Linked DNA regions of Homo sapiens: region 2 is linked to region 1. The links are chromatin loops, found by intact Hi-C in ENCODE. Cell type or tissue: K562. All regions are shown on one strand. Each heading gives the region's core, and the rest is flanking DNA. Links, peaks and the distances in the headings are about the cores only. Region 1 has its middle 28 kb from the start of MON2. Region 2 overlaps MON2 (MON2 regulator of endosome-to-Golgi trafficking).

Evidence for each region. Peaks named below come from ENCODE experiments on the same cell type or tissue, not always from the same donor. Only the 100,000 strongest peaks of a DNase experiment are listed, where the experiment ranks them.
Region 2: a loop joins it to region 1, with 4 times the contacts of the local background. A loop is called at or near these places in 30 of 110 quality-filtered maps.

What each region holds. Positions count from the first base shown.
Region 1 is chr12:62,433,187-62,443,499 of GRCh38, reverse strand. No RefSeq gene overlaps it. Among named protein-coding and RNA genes, the nearest start is that of MON2, 28 kb to the left of the region's middle. RefSeq lists an enhancer at 7,582-8,391. In K562, for the core only: a CTCF peak has its summit at 5,173 (motif pointing left); a DNase peak (open chromatin) is centred at 5,159.
Region 2 is chr12:62,577,302-62,587,614 of GRCh38, reverse strand. It overlaps MON2 (MON2 regulator of endosome-to-Golgi trafficking), which reads right to left. Exons shown (of 35, transcript NM_015026.3): 31 at 9,110-9,170; 32 at 7,195-7,318; 33 at 2,114-2,321. Among named protein-coding and RNA genes, the nearest start is that of MIRLET7IHG, 20 kb to the left of the region's middle. In K562, for the core only: a CTCF peak has its summit at 5,642 (motif pointing left); a DNase peak (open chromatin) is centred at 5,644.

The sequences.
Region 1 (10,313 bases), core at 2,118-7,117:
TCCTAAATATATATGCACCCAAAATTGGAGCACGCAGATTCATAAAGCAATTACTTCTACACCTATGCAAAGACTTAGACAGCCACACAATAATAACGAGGGACTTCAGTATCCCACTGGCAGTGTTAGACAGATCGTTGAGGTAGAAAGCTAACAAAGAAATTCTGGACTTAAATTCGACACTTGATGAATTGGAATTAATAGACATCTGCAGAATACCCCACTCATCCACCACAGAATATACACTCTTCTCATCTGCACACAGAGCATACTCCATGATCAACCACATGCTCAGCCATAAAGCAAGTCTGAATAAATTCAAAAAAATTGAAATCATACCAACCATACTCTTAGACCACAGTGGAATAAAACTAGAAATCAATAGCAATAAGATCTCTCAAAACCACACAATTACATGGAAATTAAATAACTTGCTCTTGAGTGACTTTTTGGCTAATAATGAAATTAAGGCAAAAATTTAAAAATTCTTTGAAATAAAAGATAACAGAAACACAACATATCAAAATCTCTGGAGTGCAGCAAAAGCAGTCTTAAGAGGAAAGTTTATAGGTCTAAATGCCTACCTCAAAACATTAGAAATATCTCAAACTATCTAATATCACACCTAAAGAAACTAGAAAAGCAAGAACAAACTAACCATAAGCTAGCAGAAGAAAAGAAATAACTACAATCGAAGCTGAACTGAATGAAATTGAGACCCCAAAATTCATACAAAACATCAACAAAACCAAAAGCTGGTTCTTTGAAAGGATAAACAGGACTGATAGACCACTATCTAGATTATCAAAAGAAAAAAAAAGAGAAGATCCAAATAAACACAATCAGAAACAACAAAGATGACATTACAACCAATTCCACAGAAACACAAATGATCCTCTGAGACTATTATGAACACCTCTATGCATACAAACTAGAAAATACAGAAGAAATGAATAAATCCTTGGAAACACACAATCTCTCAAGATTGAACCAAGGAGAAATTGAAAACCTAAACAGGGCAATACTGAGTTCTGAAATTGAAGTAGTAATTTAAAAATCAACCAATTAACAAAAGCCCTGGACCAGATAGATTTACAGCTGAATTTTACCAGATATACAAAAGAGAGCTGGTACTAATTCTACTGAAACCAATCCAAAAAATTGAGGAGGAGGTTCTCCTCCCTAACTCATTCTATGAAGCCAGCATCACACTGATACTAAAGCTAGACAAGGATAAAACAAATGAAGAAAACTACAGACCAATATTGCTGATGAACACAGACAGAAAAATCCTCAACAAAATACTAGCAAATTGAATTCATCAGTACATCAAAAAGTTAGATCAAGTAGGTTTCATTCATGGAATGCATGGTTGGTTCAACATACACAAATTAATACATATGATTCATCACATAACAGAATTAAAAACAAAAACCTTATGATCATCTTAATAGATGCGGAAAATGCTTTCTATAAAAGCTATAACTTCTATCTGATAAAAACTCTCAAGAAACTAGGCATCAAAGGAACATACTTTGAAATAATAAAGAGCTATCTATGACAAACCTACAGCCAACATCATACTGAATAGGCAAAAACTGAAAGCATTCCCTTTTGAGAACTGGAACAAGACAAGAATGGTCGCTCTTACTACTCCCATGCAACATAGTACTGGAAGTGCTAGCCAGAACAATCAGGCAAGAAAAAGAAATAAAAGGCATCCAAACAAGAAAAGAACAAGTCAAACTATATCTCTTCATGAATAATATGATTCTATACCCAGAAAACCCTGGAGACCCTGCTAAAAGGCTCTTGAAACTGATAAGCAACTTCAATAAAGTTTAAGGATACCAAATCAATGTACAAAAGTAGGTAGAATTTCTATACCCCAATAACATTCCAGCTGAGAGCCAAACCAAGAATGCAATCCCATTTACAATAACCACAAAAACAAACAATAAAATACCTAGGAACACATCTAACGAAGGTGGTGAAAGATCTCTATAAGGAGACTTACAAAACACTGCTAAAAGAAATAATAGATGACACAAACAAATGGAAAAACATTCCATGCTCATTAATTGGAAGAATGAACATCATTAAAACGGCCATACTGCCCAAAGCAATCTACGGATTCAAGTTATTCCTATCAAACTATCAATGTCATTTTTTTCACACAACTAAAAATACTATCCTAAATTTCATGTGGAAATTAAAAAGAGCCTGGATAGCCAAAGCAATCCTAAGCAAAAACAACAAAGCCAGAGGCATCACATTACCCAATGTCAAACTATACTATAAGGCTACAGTAATCAAAACAGCATGGTATTGATACAAAAACAGACACATAGACCAGTGGAACAGAATAGAGAACTAGAAATAAAGCTGCAAACCTACAGTCATCTGATTTTCAACAAAGTTGACAAAAATAAGCAATGGAGAAAGGACACCCTCTTCAATAAGTTGTGCTGGAATAGCTGGCTAACCACATGCAGAAGAATGAAACTAGACCCTTTTTTTATACCATATACAAAAATTAACTCAAGATGAATCAAAACTGAAATGTAAAACCCCAAACTATAAAAACCATGGAAGACAACCTAGGCAATACTATTCTGGTCATAGGAACAGGCAAAGATTTCATGATGAAGATGCCAAAAGCAATTATAACAACAGCAAAAATTGTCAAATGAGATCTAATTAAATGAAAGAGCTTCTGCACAGCAAAATAAACTATCAACATAGTGAACAGGCAACCTGCGGAATTGAAAAAAATTTTTTTGCAAATTATGTGCGTGACAAAGGCCTAATAGCCAGCATCTATAAGGAACTTAAACAAATTTACAAGAAAAAACCAAACAACCCCATTAAAAAGTGGGCAAAGGACATGAACAGACACTTTTCGCAAGAAGACATACATGCAGTCAACAATCATATGAAAGAAAGGTCACCATCACTGATAATTAGATAAATGCAAATCAAAACTACAATGAGACACCATCTCGCACCAGTCAGAATGGCTACTATTAAAAAGTCAAAAAAATAATTAGCCGGGTGTGGTGGCACACCCTGTAATCCCAGCTACTCGGGAGGCTGATGTGGGAGAATTGCTTGAACCCAGGAGGTTGAGGCTGCAGTGAACCGAGTTCGTGCCACTGCACTCCAGCTTGGGCAACAGAGAGAGACCCTGTCTCAAAAAAAAAAAAAAAAAAAAAAAGGGCCTGGCACAGTGGCTCACGCCTGTAATCCCAACTCCTAACACTTTGGGAGGCCAAGGCAGGCAGATCACAAGGTCAGGAGTTCGAGACCAGCCCGACCAACATGGTGAAACCCCCGTCTCTACTAAAAATACAAAAATTAGCCAGATGTGGTGGCATGCACCTGTAATCCCAGCTACTCAGGAGGCTGAGGCAGGAGAATCGCTTGAACCCAGGAGGCGGAGGTTGCAGTGAGCCGAGATCGCACCACTGCACTCCAGCCTGGGCGACAGAGCAAGACTCCATCTCAAAAAAAAAAAAAAAAAAGTAAAAAAATAACAGATGCTGTTGAGACTGTGGGAGAAAGGGGAGTGTAAATTAGTTCAGCCATTGTGGAAGACATTGTAGTGATTCCTCAAAGACCTAAAAACAGGACTACCATTTGACTCAGCAATCCCATTACTGGGTATATACCCCAAGGTATATAAATCATTCTATTATAAAAATACATGCACATGTATGTTCACTGCAGCACTATTCACAATAGCAAAGACATGGCATCAACCTAAATGCCCATCAGTGGTAGACTGGATAAAGAAAATGTGGTACAGACACACCATGGAATATTATGCAGCCATAAAAAAACCCCATGAGATTATGTCCTGTGCAGGATCATGGATGGAGCCGGAGGCCATTATCCTTAGCAAACTAACACAAGAACAGAAACCAAATACTACATGTTCTCATTATGAGACACATGGATACATAGAGAGAAAGAACACACACTGGGACTTATTTGAGGGCAAAGTGTGGGAGGAGGGAGAGGATCAGGAAAAATAATGAGTACAAGGCTTAATACCTGGGTGATGAAATAATCTGTACAACAAACTCCCATGACACAAGTTTACCTATATAACAAACCTACACATGTACCTCTGAACTTAAAATAAAAGTTAAATTTAAAAAAGAGACAGAGACAGCAGATCAGAAAGATAAACAGCAAAATATTAATGCTGGTTATCACTGGTTGGTGGGATATTAGACAATTTTTGCTTTTAACCGTGATCATTCAAATGCTTTATATTGAACCTGTACTGTTTTCAACATTAAAAAAAATACTCAGGTTTAAGAAGAAACTAAAAAATAAAAACAGAAAATTGAAGAATGCTCTTCTCTGTACTCTTAAAGCAAACAGGCCTGTTTGCCTTAAGAAAAGTTTAAAAAGCACAAATAAGAACTGTAAAAAGCACTGCAAATGTTAGATGATAAGGTATATGTTGTGTAGAAAGTGAAAATTGTATCTTTTATAAAACCATTATTAAACAAAGAAATACAATGTAAATTTCCTGGAAACATACCAGAAGCAAAACTTTTAAACAAAATTCTGAGCTGGGTTTGACTTCTAGGACTGCATGGGCCCCTATTGTAGCAGCTGTGAGTGCAGAAACCCAAAAGATCAGAGAGCAAGGTGATACCTGTGACTTAGCCCTTCAGTGTCAACCTGGACACATCCTCATAATAGCCCCATTCCCTAAAGGATGCGGTTCCCTGGATGGTCCAAAGTGGGACTTCAGCCTAGTCTTTACAGACTTTTTAAGCAAAAACTCAGGGAGGTTAAATAACAAGCCAAGGTTGCCCAGTTGGGGAGGCCTGATGTCTTGAGAATCTGTGTTTTCCCTACATCCCTGTCCTCAGTTGAGATTATCTGAGGAATGTAAAGGCAGAAATTTTTGTTACCTGGAGATTTGAAGAGAGACCAAATGTTTGTGGGAAAACGACAGTCAAATCGACCATCAAAATCAGTAGAAATGTATTCCTATTTACCAATTTTAACACGTTAATACCAATAATCATTTTTCTGTGCACCAATTGTATAGCTTAAGAATTTGAAGCTCCCGTACATCAAGTTGGAAGCACTTTTTCTTTAGTGAAGTCTTGGAAAGATCAGAATAACTGGGTTCACACAGCTGGACACTCCTGCCCCCTGCTGGCTAGAATTAACTAAAACCAGACGATTTTAAGTTAACTGTAGGAACAACACTTTGAAACCTCTCAACTTTTCTAATAAAAGATAGCCAGCTCTTCCCTTACTTTGACGGGTAAAGTTCTTAGTTTATTTTCTTCAAAAGAGAGAGAGAGGGAACAGCTTGCATTCTGCTTTTCCCTCCTCTTCCTCCATCTTGTTGCCTTGTCATAGCCTGCCCAAGTGCTGATTTGTTTCATTATATGGTAAGAAGATAAGGGCAGTGTGTTTATAATTCAAATGTAATCAACAGTTTAAAATAGTATCCAGTACACAGAAGGTGCTCAGTAAATGTTGAGCAAATAAGAAGCAGAGGCAAAGTTGGAGAGAAAGCTGGAGAGAAAGATTGAGAGACGAGGATAAGAAAGAGAACCTATTCTTTCATGGACTGTTTCTCCCCTCTATTTGGGAGAGATATTTATTTAAGAAATACTAATATCATCCTTAGTATGTGCCAGGCATAGGAAATAGGAACTCAGTTAAGTAGGCATAAACAGGCATTGTCCTAAGCACTTTACAAATATTCTTAGTCCTCATAATAAACCTATAAAGTGAACATTATTATATTTATTTTACAAATTCGGAGACTAAAGCAGGAAGATTAAGTGAAATTCCCCAATGTTTAATTGCTAGTATAAGTGATGGGGCTGAGATTTAATCCTAGGGAGTTTGGCTCCACAATTCACACTTTTAACCAGACACATGCTGCCTCTCCAAAAAATGCAAAGAGGGGAGAGCAGAGATAGGGGAGAGCACAGAGAGGGGAGAAAAATAGTTGCGGAAGAATTGTACCAATCTTTCCACATAAGTCACTTGCCTTCTGGAACATTGTTAGAGTGGGTTATTTCAAAAGACCTGTCTTCAAGTCTGACATTCTCTCTGCTGCTTGGTCTAGTCTATTGTTGAAGCTTTCAACTATATTTTGTATTTTATTTGAGGACTTCTTCAGTATCAGAATTTCTGTTTGGTTCTTTTTGTATATCTATCTCTTTGGTTAATTTCTCATTTATATCCTGAATTGTTTTTCTGATTTCTTTGTATTGTTTTTTTGAAATTCTCTTGTAACTTACTGAGCTTTTTTAGTATCATAATTTTGAATTCTTGGCCGGGTACAGTGGCTCACACCTGTAATCTCAGCACTTTGGGAGGCGGAGGCAGGCGGATCACTTGAGGTCAGGAGTTCGAGACCAGCCCGGCCAACATGGTGAAACCTCATTTCTACAAAGATACAAAAATTAGCTGGGTGTGGTGGTGCACGCTTGTAATCCCAGCTACTCAGGAGGCTGAGGTAGGAGAATCCCTTGAATCCAGGAGGTGGAGGTTGCAGTGAGCTGAGATCATGCCACTGCACCCCAGCCTGGGTGACAGAGCAAGACTCAGTCTCAAATAATAAATAATAATAATAGTATTGAATTCTTTTTCCAGGATTTCATGAATTTCTTTTTGATTGGGGTCTGTTGCTGAGGAATTATTTATTGTGTTCCTTTGGAGGTGTCATTTCCTTGCTTTTTCAAGCTTCCCTTATTCTTACGTTGATACCTTCTCAACTAGTGTAATAATCACTTCTTCCAGTTTTTTGAATTTGCTTTTATAGGGAAGACATTTTCCTGAGGAGTATCAATGGTGTTGGTTGGGTGGGGCACTTTGGCTTTGCTTCTGGATACCTGTGATAGTGTAGACTCTATGATTTCTTCAGCTGTTAACAGTTTCAGTAGTATTTTTGATTTCCTCAGTGGTTTAGGGTTGGGTTATTAGTGGAGGCTATGCAAAGTTTTGCTGAGGATAGGGAAGCCAAGTGGGCCGGTCTTTGGGCCCCAGTGGTGGCAGCAGTGGGCTGAGTATGCCTGAGCTGGGCCCTGGGCGAATGCTGGCTGATGTTAGCTGGACCAGACCCAGGCCAGTGGACCCTTGGACCTCCAGTAGCTTGCTTAGAGTCTGGTAGTGGCAACGGTAGGCTAGGCGGGCGAGCCCGCTCTTGGGTTTCTAGACAGTGGGCGTGGTGTGGGCAATGGCGGTAGCAGGAAGACCCTCTGGGTCCTGATCGGTGTGCACTGGTGTTGGCTGTGGCTGCGGTGCCGAGTCGCCATCCACAGCTCCAAACCTGCAGCTCTCAGGCCCTCCTGCTCTCTGATACAGCAGTGCCACAGCACCGTGCAGAGTGTGGGAGGGACCCCACCCCTCCCTTCATGTGCAAGCCCGGGCACGGAGGCCACAACTCCAATGGGGTAGTCACCCCTCACAGCCCCAGACAGGCAGCCCTCCAACCTGCCTGCCCTACCTCTGGGGGTAGCGGCAGTGGCTGTGCCTGCAGCGGTGTGCAGAGGGGAAGAGGTCTCACTCTCTACAGCGTTAGCACAAGGTGCAGATGCTGCTCGGCCTCTGGATGGGGACTTCTCTCTTCTCTTACAAAGCGGAGCAGAGTTTGTGCTGCCGCTGGGGGCAGAGTGACTTCTCACAGCCCCAGGAAAGGAAGCTTCGGGCTCTGGAAAACTTGCTCTGGTTTCTTTTGCAGCAGCTGCAGCCTTTCGTCCTTTCCTTAGGGAGTCGTACTCCCTGTGGGCTAGAGTACTGGAGCCCCTGCAGCACCTTTTGGGTCCAGCCAGCGCTGTACCATTGCAGCTGTCCAGTGGACACTGGGGAATGTCAGCAGGAGATCCTGGGATGTGGAGATACGGGGGCTGTGGTTCCCAGGGCAGGGTGCAGTCCCGTGGTGGCTGCACTCCTGCAATGGCACCTGCCGCAGCTCAGGTGGGGTGTGGTGAGAGACCCAGGGCGAGTTTCCTGTCTGGTGCATTGCCCTCTCAGGGTCTCCAAACTACCGCCCAAGCACCGCCTGGGTACCTCTGGGTGGGGGAGCTCCCCGCGCTTAGGATCGCAGCAGTTCGCTTAGGGATGCAGACGTCGAGCCCTCTCACTTACCCTCTCGCCGCAATACCGAGGCCCTCGGGGCTCCTAGCCCATTTCAGCAGAGCTGACTGCTCACTTTCTTTTCCTGAACCTTAGGTATTCCTCTGTTGGACTGTCTCCTAGATGTTCTATTCCAGGTGTGATGATCTATTCACAGGTTTGCTTCTTCTTTCTAGGAGGCGGGGGGTGTCTGACGTCTGTAGTCAGACATCTTGAACTGGACGATCCAGAGGACAGTTTTAATAAGGGAATGCTAATTCCTGGAAAACAGCAGAGTAGGAACTGCTAGGTTCCAAGCTTCACCATGTGTAAGCCCATTTTCTTGGGTAAACTTGCCCAGAGGGGCGTCTGGTCTCAGTCCAGTCCTGAGACATCAGGGGAGGATGGAGGAGGCTGTGGAGCTGAGCAAGTTCTCCAGGACACGGCGAACCTGCTTCCCCACTCAGACACAGCTGCGAAGCTGCCCTTCCTGTATTGTCACTCTGCAGCTCACCTCCTTGTTCTGGGATTCTGGGCAGGCGCTGTGGACACTCTTTGGGTAATAGTAAAACCCCGAAAAAAAAAGAGAGGGAAAACGGCCTTAGATAAAAATATTAATTATATCAGAGACGACCTCACTAGAATGGAGAACTAACGTCGTCATCAATCCAGTGCTACTCACACTTGAGCACTAAAGGGAAACTAATGGCAGAGGAGGGTAAAGCATGCGTGGGGTGGGTTGTAGGACCCAAAACGGTCTTGGGGAAGTAGTTTTCTATTATAGCTTAAAAATAATTCATTAAGTCTTGAATTGTATTTTCTATGAGATCTGTTTGTTTTGCTATAAAACGGTTTTAAAATAGTTACCACTGAGCAAAACTGATACTCCAAGAAGATGTACTGTGTTCATCCTGTGACTCTACTGTGACGTTCGCCTCAATTTGAAAACACAGATCTATTCCTTTCTTTAGTTTTGCCTTAATATAAAAGTTCCCCACACCTCAAATTACTGGGAGAAAATTAAGTTGTTAAAAAGAGACAGGCGGCCGGGAGCGGTGGCTTACGCTTGTAATTCGAGCACTTTGGGAGGCTGAGGTGGGCGGATCACTTGAGGTCAGGAGTTCGAGACCAGCCTGGCCAACATGGTGAAACCCCGTGTCTACTAAAAAACACAAAAATCAGCTGGGCATGGTGGCGCACACCTGTAATCCCAGCTACTTGGAAGGCTGAGGCAGGATAATCCCTTGAACCCAGGAGGCGGAGGTTGCAGTGAGCCAAGATCGTGACACTGCAATCCAGCATGGGTGACAGGGCAAGATTCCGTGTCAAAAAAATAAATAAATAAATAAAAAGGGAGAGAGAGAGAAAGAGAGAGAGAGAGAGAGAGAGAGAGAGACATGGCATAGAAAGCACAAATATTCTTTATGTTTAAACTTGAGAGTTACATATCTTGAGATGAAGGATTATAATAACCACTAACTGACCAAACAGAAGATGCTTCTGCACTAGTGTGATGCCTTCAAATACTATTTACAAGTGCTTTGAGAAGTTTTCTTTGTTTTGTTTTGTTTTGTTTTGTTTAGACAGGGTCTCACTCTGCCGCCCAGGCTGGAATGCAGTGGCGTGATCTTGGCTCACTGCAACCTCCACCTCCCGGGTTCAAGCAATTCTCATACCTTAGCCCCCTGAGTAGCTGGGATTACAGGGGCGCACCACCACGCCTGGCTAATTTTTGTATTTTTTTTGGTAGAGACGGGGTTTCACCATGTTGGCCAGGCTGGTGTTGAACTCCTGACCTCAGATGATCCACCTGCCTCCACTTCCAAAGGTGCTGGGATTACAGGTGTGAGCCACCATGCCCAGCCTTTCCTTTTAAAAAAGAAAATAAAATGTAAATAAATCTATGGGCATGTCATCTTTAACAAGAGGAAATATTGGTTGAATATAGTGATGTTATTTATTCATATATAAAATACCTTCAGACCCACGTATTTAGTGATGCTCTGTGTATAATTTTGTACCTTTTTGAATATATATACTATTAGGATGCCTGAATCAGCTCTAGGAGGTATTTCTTCCTCAGTTAATGGCATCACTAATTGAACTGATCACCCAGTATATACCCTCAGTCTCAAAATGTCCTCTTCACATGCCCCGGAGTCTTGTGGAAAAGAGACATAGAAATTACTTTCATTGATGGAGATTTG
Region 2 (10,313 bases), core at 2,946-7,945, 140 kb before region 1:
CATGCCACATTGTCTGGCTAATTTTTTTTTTTTTTTAAAGTAGAAACAAGGTCTTGCTTGCTATGCTGCCCATGCTGGTCTCGAACTCCTGGGCTCAAGTGATCCCCCTGCCAAGTGATCCTCCTGCCTCGGCCTCCTAAAGTGCTGGGATTACAGGCATGAGCCACTGTGCCCTGCCCTTAAAACATTTTATAATACATGCTTTTAAAACTTCTCTACAAGTTTTTTTTTTTTTAAACTAATTAGTACTAAAAGAGATTTGCCAAAGCTTAAATGGAAACAAAGACTACTATTACCACATGGCATATATTCTACCATGCTGTTGAAAGTATATTCAAAATTACAATGGTACTTATTTAACTTTCTAATAATACAAACAAGAAACATTCTGGAAATCAATCCTAAGGTAGCACTATTTGGAGACATTAGCAATGAAGAATGAACTTGGAGTAAAGAGTCAACAAGAGTAGCGTGATTCCCTTCTTTCTCCTCATAAAAACAAAGCTCTTCTGGTCTCTGGTCCGCCCTCATCCCTCCCCATTCCTGGTGTGCATTTGTGTTATTCTGCAGATAAGACTTTCTAATACCATGTCAGGATACTATTTCAAGACTTCCTATTGTAAGCATTGAAGTATTTTATTGTGTTGCAATGTAGCTTTTTACAAAACAATTAAATGATACTGCAACAAACACAGAATGATACAATATAACTTCATAGGACAATTATAAATAAGGCTCAATTTAAAGGTAGTAGTTAAAAAGTAAAGACTTAGAACATTAAAAAATAAGGTGAAAGTTTTCTTCTGAAATCAAAAAATATTTTATAATATATAAATATGTTCTAACAATATTCCACTCAAAACAACCTTATTACCACATTTCCAAGTATACTTCAGAAATCAATTTTCAATCATGCCCATAGCCAAATTACTAACATCTGTCTTTGGAGTGTTTTTGTGTATAAATTTGAGTATAAGGAGTTATAATTTAAGTTCTAGAAATTCAAAATACACTGGATCCTAAAAGAAGAAATACAAATAGCTAATATGCATTGGTAATTAAAAAATGAAAGCAAAGTACCACATGACTATTTTTCATTCATCAAATTAGAAAAAGATAAATGATAAACTGGCAAATAATTTAAAAATGCTAAAAATTGAGGAAAGGGACATTCACACATTCCTGGGAGAATGTAAATTGGTATAAATCTCTGTTGGGAAATTTGGTTAATGCATATCAAAAGCTATAAAATGTCTGTGCCTTTTGACAGGTCAATTCCAACTTCAGAAATTTATTATAAGTAAATTAAAATGTGCACAAAGATTTAACACTGGTGATTTGCCTCTCCAGTCCTACCTTATGAGACGGGAACAATGATTTTCGTCTTTCCTGACTTTGATAACTTTGTTTTCCCATGTTATTTTCTGTTTGCTTCATTAGTTATGCCTTAAACTCTAATTTCCACATTATAAAAGTATTTGCAAACCTAACCCTAATTTATGACTGTATCCTTTGTTGAATTCTGGTCTGTACTCCAACTCTGATTAGCCTTGGCTGATCAGAAAAGCCTAGTGCACCTTCCACTGACACAGGCTGAACAGATGAGAAATAAATCAGTTTAGGTCCATGGGCTTAACTAAGCAGATTGGATGAAAAGAAGACCTAAGATCAGGCTAGCTGACACAGAGAGAAACCTGCAAATGACTGTAAAACAAACTAGGATATTCCTAAAATATGATTTATGATTTTCACTTTAGAGAAATAATATCATGTGCTCATAGAGATCCACAAGTACTTATCCAGAAATCTCTGGAAGAAGATATATTTTGGAATTCAGTTTATTTTTTTTTAATTCAAAAAGGTAATTTGGTACCTATGTATCATATGTTACATAATCTCCATGAGGGATCTAAAAAAGCACCCCATAACAAAACATGTTAATATATCTGCAGGAAAACCTGTGAATATTTACACCATATGGGATAAATAAGATTATAAACAACTTCAGCTTAGTTCAGATCACTTACAAAAACACTTGCTTTTCAGAGTTTTCCTTGTTATCAACAATTAGTACAACAATACATTTATTTCTTTAATAAAATGAAATATATACCTTGGAAGAGGGCATTTACCACTTAATCTTTCATCCTCTATATAGCGATGTAGTACATCTTGGGACCTCTTTAAAAGCACTGAGAGTGCCATTCGTGAGATGTAGCCTTCTTGAGGTGTTGTGACTTTATTACTGAAGGAAAACTGGAGTAATGTTTCAAAACACATTTTAGAAAATTCCTCTCTCAAACGAATATCAATCTCTGCTTCTGTAAAATTAACAAATTTTGATGGTTAATAGAAGTTAAATCAATGAGCTTTAATGATAACAATGCTTAGCAAACTAGGAATAGAGAGAAATTCCTCAATCTGGTGAAAGGCACCTAGAACAACCTATAGCTAATAGCATACATATAGTGAAAATGTGTTTTTTTTTTGTTTTTTTTTGTTTTGTGTGTGTGTGTGTGTGTGTGTGTGTGTGTGTGTGTGTGTGTGTGCATGTAGAGAGAAACAAATTCCCCCTCACAAGATCAAAAACAAGGCAAGATCCTCATCACTTCTATTCAACATATTTCTTGATTTGGTCTTTCTATACCATAAAACAGCACTGTAAAATATACTTCACAATAGTTTTTCATGTGGTCAAACTTGCAGTATTCTCTTTTTCTCTCTTTTTCCCTCTCCTAGCAACTTCTTTCCTGGAACGTGACCTCTGCTCCAGTCCGGCAGTTGCTCTCTAGACACGCTGTTCTGTTATATCCTGAAACTAGTCTTTGCCATCACTCTGGAAATTGTTTCCATTCTCTCAAGTTAGATCCCACTTCCAAGATCTCCTTTTTTTTTTTTTTTTTTTTTTTGTTGAGACAGAGTCTCATCTTGTTGCCCAGGCAGGAGTGCAGTGGTGTAATCTTGGCTCACCGCAACCTCTGCCTCCTGGGTTCAAGCAATTCTCCTGCCTCAGCCTCCTGAATAGCTGGGACTACAGGCACGTGCCACCACACCCAGCTAATTTTTTGTATTTTTAGTAGAGACAGTGTTTCACTGTGTTAGCCAGGATGGTCTCGATTTCCTGACCTCGTGATCCGCCAGCCTTGGCTTCCCAAAGTGCTGAGATTACAGGCGTGAGCCATGGCACCCAGCCTCATGCCTTATTTTTCCTTGGTTTACTACTTTGCTTTTACAGAGCATATTTTGAAGTAGCTTCCTAAGAAACAATCAATGAGAAGTAAAACTTTTGAGCGCATGTACCTCCGAAAATGTCATATATTATGGTACTCAAAAATGTACCCTGCAGCATCAGCATTACCAGAGAACTTGTTAGAAATGTAAATTCACATGCCTCCCAGTCTTACTGAATCAGAAATTCAGGGGGTACAACTCAGCAATTGCTTGTCCTCTGGTTGATTAGGATGCATGCTGAAATTGGAGAATTACTGTTTTACACTCATACTTGGCCAACAGTATGAGTTTTAACATGGAGCTTCCATGTTAAAAGTCCTTTCCATTTACAACTCTAAAACCACTGCTTCAATGTCTTTTAGCATCCAATACTGCGTCTGAGAATTCCACTGTCTGTTTTTTTTTTTTGTTTTTTTTTTTTTTGAGACAGGGTCTTCACTCTGTCACCCAGGCTGGAGTGCAGTGGCATGATCTCAGCTTACTGCAACCTCCACCTCCCAGGTTCAAATGATCCTCCCACCTCAGACTCCCGAGTAGCTGGGATTACAGGCACGCACCACCACACCTGGCTAATTTTTGTATTTTTTTTTTTTTTTTAGTAGAGACAGGGTTTCACTGTGTTGGCCAGGACAGTCTCGAACTCTTGACTTCAAGTGATCCACCCATCTCAGCCTCCCATAGTGCTGGGATTACAGGCATGAGCCACTGTGCCTGGCCTCCAATGTCTTTTATACTGAACTTTTTTTCTTTCTTTCTGAAATCTTTTAGGGTCTTCTCTTTATCCCAGGTATTCTGATATTTCATAATGACATGCCTGATTTGGGTCTTTTTTCTTTCACTGTTTTTGATACTGACTATTTTTAATCTGGAAGTTTTGTTCTTCAGTTCTTCAGTTTATTTCTTTGATAATTCCTTCTCCTAGATTTTCTTTGTTCTTTCTTTGTCAGATGTTAGGCTCCCTGGATTCATTTTACTTCTCCTTTCTACCTTTCACTGAACTCTACATCTTTAGTTTCTATGAGTTCTTTCTCGTCTTGTTTTTTTTGTTTTTGAGACAGAGTCTCTAGTCTGTCACCTAGGCTGGAGTGCAGTGGTGTGATCACAGCTCATTGCAGCCTTGTTCTCCTGGGCTCAGGTGATCCTCCCACCTCAGCCTCCCAAGTAACTGGGACTACAGTCATAAACTACCTCACCCAGCTAACATTTGTATTTTTTGTAGAGATGGGGTTTTGCCATGTTGCCCAGGCTTGTCTCAAACTCCTGGGCTCAAGTGATCCTCCTGCCTCGGCCTCCCAAATGCTGGGAATACAGGCCTGAGCCACCGTGCCCAGCCTTCTTTCTTTTTCTACTGCTCCTTTTATGTAGCATTTTTTAAATTGTTCTTTTATCTCTTTGATCATCCTAACTGGTTTTATGTTTTCAGTGACTCTGCATTTTATCTGTTTCCTTCCAATTTCTTTTACTCTCTCTTCATTTGTTTTGGTCTTTCTCTTTGGTGTTAGAGAATTTCCTCAAATGTCTGTGAGCTCTGACTATCAGATCATACTTAAAAGCAAAAGGCCAATCATCACTGGAACCTCTGTGTTTACAGGTTGGCCTTGTTTAGCAAATAAAAGTTTTGTATGTATATGTTTAAGGAAAACTCTAAGTTTTTTTTTTTTAATGAAAACTACAAACTTTATTTTTCAACATAAGCTCAATCAAGTTCAAGACACTTTTGTAAGCGATGATACCAGCCATTTAGTTTATCTGTAAAAAACTGAGGTCCTGGGAATTTAACCATGTCAATGCTGTCTTTTTTACATTATTGACTGAAGAAAAAGGCTGTCCTTCAATGGTATTTTAAGATCCGAAACAAAAAGAAAACAAAAAGAGCCAAATTACAACTGTAAAGTGGATGCCTAATGATTTCCCACTGAAACTCTTACAAAATTGCCCTTGTCTGATGAGAGGAATGAGCAGGAGCATTGTTGTGGTGGTGAAGGACTCTCACGTGAAGCTTCCCAGGTGTTGGAAAACTCCAAGTTAGTGCTGAGAAGACATGTGTCATATGGCAAAGTCACTGAAAGAATGTCCATGCACCTTTCTTGTCTTGGTAAATTTAATACTATACATAGCAAGATATATTATCAGAAAACTGCCAGTAAAAGTATACTTGGTAACTCAATAGCCCTTATTTAACTTTGGACATTTATACCTAATTGTGAATATTGTTCTTAATGTGTATTTTATTAAAAGTTAAATATTTTCACATACTCTTAATAATAAAAAGTTGGCTACATTAAGATAAGCGGGGTTTAAAATTTTCCCCGAGATTCTCATGTTTGCTAAACCCACACTTTACCAGGCCAGTTTTAAAAACTGTTTGGGCTAGAAAAAAGAACTAGTATGTGAAGTGAGCAGTATGAGAGACATCTAGTGGTCAAACTGTACACATAAATGCTCTTTAAAATGCTCAGCACAAAATAGGAGAAGCTAGTTAAGGCTCTAGTAAATTCTGAGGATTAAGGATCTGCATGGCACAAATTTACAGTTTCTTTTTTCTTTTTTGTTTTTGAGACAGTCTCGCTCTGTCGCCCAGGCTGGAGTGCAGTAGTGTGATCCTGGCTCACTGCAACCTCCGCTTCCCGAATCAAGCAATTTTCCTGCCTCAGCCTCCTGTGTAGCTGGGATAACAGACAAATGCCATCACACCTGGCTAATTATTTTTAGTGGAGACAGGGTTTCACCGTGTTGGCCAGGCTGGTCTTGAACTCCTGACCTTAAGTGATCTGCCCGTCTCGGCCTCCCAAAATGTAGTTTTTAAATCATATATACATATATATGAGACAAGAGTCTTGCTCTGTTGCCCAGAGTGCACTCTAAAATGCAGTGGTACAATCATAACTCCGTCACCTCGGCCTCCTGGGCTCAAGCCATCCCACTTCAGCCACCCGAGTATCTAGGACTACAGGCATGTGTCACCATGCCCAGCTAATTTTAAAATCTTTTGTAGAGACAGAGGCAGTCTCACTGTGCTGCCCAGGCTGGTCTCAAACTACTGGCCTCAAGCGATCCTCCCACCTTGGGATCCCACCTAGCGATCCCAGAACACTAGGATTATGGGCATGAATCACTGCACCTGGCTGATGCCACAGTTTAAGACTTGAGCTCAGGTTTACAAAAAGAGAATTAATAACAAACAGTAATTTATATATCAGTTCCCAATTAAGGCAGCATGATATAATGAAAAGAAGCATGTAGTTCTTTTTAAGCATGAATTTGGCCTCTAGCCCTAAGATTGTGAGCAATTTTTTCAACCTTTCTAAATCAATTTTCTTTCCTGTAATATGGTCTTACCTATCCTCACAGAAATGTTGTGAGAAATAATATAACATTCTAGCATAGTATCTTGTACATAGTTGGCACTGAGTAAATGTTAATTCCCTTAAAAAATGTTGAGGCATCTTATTTTTTTAAATGAACTCTGTAATTTATAGTCCTGAGAAGATGGTATTAATATCTCCATTTTAAAGATTACAAAACTGAGACTCAAAAGTTAATTGACTGCTAAGTGGCAGAATATACATTCATATTTTTATATTCCTTTCCAATCTATGACTTCACAAAACTGGTAACTTCTGTCAGCCTGCAGTGACATCCATGGATTCCATAAAGTGCTTTGCAATTTAATTCTTCACAGTTTGCAGTTATGATATTTAAAAAATTTAGTTCAGTGTTTCTGATATATGATCAGAAACACAGTATTTCACAGAATAGAAACATGGAATAAAAACATTCTATTCCACAGAATAGTCATGTCATAACATTTCTCCTCATAAAGCTTAGTTCTATATTACAATCCTAAAAATCACCTTACCATTCTCCAGTTTACATTACCAAAATCATAGGATTAAACATTTCTACTGACAGTTTCTTCAAAAGTACTTCAATACTTTTTAATACTTAAAAAAATTAACATACCTGTAAATGAAGATGACTGAGAATGTATTGAGCCCTTGTTAAGCATTGTCATTATTTGACCAACAAATTCCTTAGGAATAAAATTGGCATAAGGTAGTATCTCATTGCTGATAAGTTGAACTACCTAAAACAAAAGAGGCAAATGCAAATGTATTGTTTTCTTTGAAAGAGACTAAAATAATTTCTAGAGTAAAATTTAAATTTTACTTTAAATGAAAATCAGTTAAAGAACTCTCCTTTAAAGAAGTACACAAACATTTTAATGTTAACATACAGAATGACTACTAATCTGTTTCTCTCATCTGTCCTAGTAACTTTAATACAAAATAGTCAGTACCATAACTGTTTACTATGCCAACCATTTGGACAAATGTTGATCTTCAGCATGATAACTGCAAATAGGGCTCTAGAGAAAAATAGCATATGAAATTTACCCATGTTAGAATTAAAATATTCAAAATAGGATTAAGAATAACATTTAAATCACTTTTTATAACCAAAAACTATCAGCTGTAAGAGAAATTAAAGTTATATTCATTTTTGTCAAATAGTTTATCTCTAACATGTAGTATGTTATTTTGCCCTTTAAAGTCCACAAGAGCTTTAATACAGTAATGGCACGAAAGGCAATATTTTGTTTCCATATGATAATGCCTATGCATTTTAAATGTATATTTTATTTATTTATTTATTTTGAAATGGAGTCTTGCTCTGTCACCCAGGCTGCAGTGCAGTGGCGTGATCTCGGCTCACTGCAAGCTCCGCCTCCCAGGCTCACGCCATTCCCCTGCCTCAGCCTCCCAAGTAGCTGGGACTACAGGGGCCCACCACCACGCCCAGCTAATTTTTTTTTTTTTTTTTAGTAGAGACGGGGTTTCACCATGTTAACCAGGATGGTCTCAATCTCCTGACCTCATGGTCTGCCTGCCTCCACCTCCCAAAGTGCTGAGATTACAGGTGTGAGCCACCGCGCCCGGCCAAATGTATATTTTAAAGTAATGTAATTGATTTTATTTACTTAAAAGTTCCTCTATCCCACTTAAAGGAAAAAAACCACCAAAACCCTACCATCAACAAAAAAATCCACAACCACAAGAACTGCTTATTTAAATTCCATTTATAATCCTCAAAACATATTTCTTACTTTTTTACTTATTTTTTTTACTTTTTTTTTTCAGAGACAGGGTCTTGCTCTGTTGCCCAGGCTGAAGCACAGTGGTACAGCTGTAGCTCACTGCAGCCTCCAACTCCTGAGCTCAAGTGATCCTCTCACTTCAGTCTCCCGAGAAACTAGGACTACAGGTGTGAACCACCATGCCCAATTAACTTAAAAAACTTTTTTTTTTTTGTAGAGATGGTGTCTTGCTATGTTGCCTAGGCTGGTCTCAAACTCCTGGTCTCAAGCAATCCTCCTGCCTCAGCCTCTCAAAGCACTAGGATTACAAGTACGAGTCACAGTTCCCAGCCTCAAAATATATTCTTTAAAAAACACTATTTGCTTTAAGAATTCCATAGGCTGTATATACAGCTGATTAAAAACTGAAAAATTCAAGCAACTTTCTGATTAATTTGAACCAGAAACATCTGGTATGTCAAACTGCAGAGTAAGCTCTCAAATATATGCCTCCTGACTGATGGATTTATTTCATCGAATAAACTCTTTTTAAACTTATTAAATGAACACAACTAAGTATTGGGACAACACGCACAAAGCACAAGACTGTAACAAATCTAAGGAAGTCACTTTTAAAATGCCAGTCCTTTAAACATCAACGTTTAACCTGTAAGAGTTTTAATGCTTTCAGTTTTAATCTTAACCTATTACTTTATTCTTTCAGCAACTGTATAGTTCAAACATTTTTACTATTTGGTTTCAAAAATGGTCACAGGAAAACATTTTAAATAGCCTCCTTACCTCGACATCAATATTTTCATTTCTTTGAAACTCTTGAATAGAGAGATTATCTGGAGGTATGCTAAAAAAAAAAAACACTTGATTTTTAAAGATAAAATATTCCCTGCAAATACAAACAAAATAGAAAAACAGTATTCAAATGTCAAAAAATTATGTCTTCCAACCCAGGTTGGGGCATTATTATTTATTTAAAAGAGTAATGTTGTAAATTAAAGTCATTAGTTTAAATGACTAAGCTAATTACAAACATGATACTCTAACTACAAAAACACTAGGTCCAATCTTGAACTAAATAAAATCTGTAGAACTAAACTTATTTCAATATTATGAATGAAAAAACAACGAAAGGTAAAGAGCTATCATCTGCAGCAGAGCAAAAGTTACCATTGTGGTGTTACCTGAATTCACTTATATTGGTGGTTATTTAAGACAGCCTTAGTTCAGCTGCTGAATTATTCACTCAGAGACAGTCCATTAATCATTAATTTGTAATAAATACAATGGATTAAAGATCTTTACAATAAAGAGGGAAAATCTGTAAAGAAGAAGACTGATGCAGATTTTCTAAAGCAGAAAATTGTTCCAACAAGAACAAAGAAAATCAATAGTTCTGAGAGAACCAAGGTGGATTCCAGACTCTGTGGCTCATAAGAGTGAACAGTAAAATGGACATAAAGTTAAAAAACAGCAAGATACTATTTAAAAACAGTTGAGAATAGGATAGTAATAACTGTTAGAATAATGACAGCTAAAAAGTTAGACAGCCACAGTACTATGAGCTTTATTTGTATTAATCTCCCATAGCAATTCCATGTAGTAATTATTATATAATCAAGAGAAGAGGGAACTGAAACTTAGAATGCCTACTAATATGCCCAAGAACACACTTTAAGTAAATGATGAGGCCACAATCTCAACCTAGATTTATCTGATATTTGAGCCTACATTATTCTTTTTTATGTTGTAGATGTAAAAATAGTATTAGAACATTTAGGTTTAATATACACTTCTGTATATTAAGTATAATGTACAATTTTGTATATAGGAATATATGGGCATCAGACTGTGGTTTCTTTGATTTGGACATTTTTCATTCAACAAATATCTACTGAGTACCAACTACTTTGCATCAGGTATTATATTCTTGGGTGTTCAAGATCTAGCTGTGAACAGGACAGACTCAGTCCATTTCTCATAGAACTTA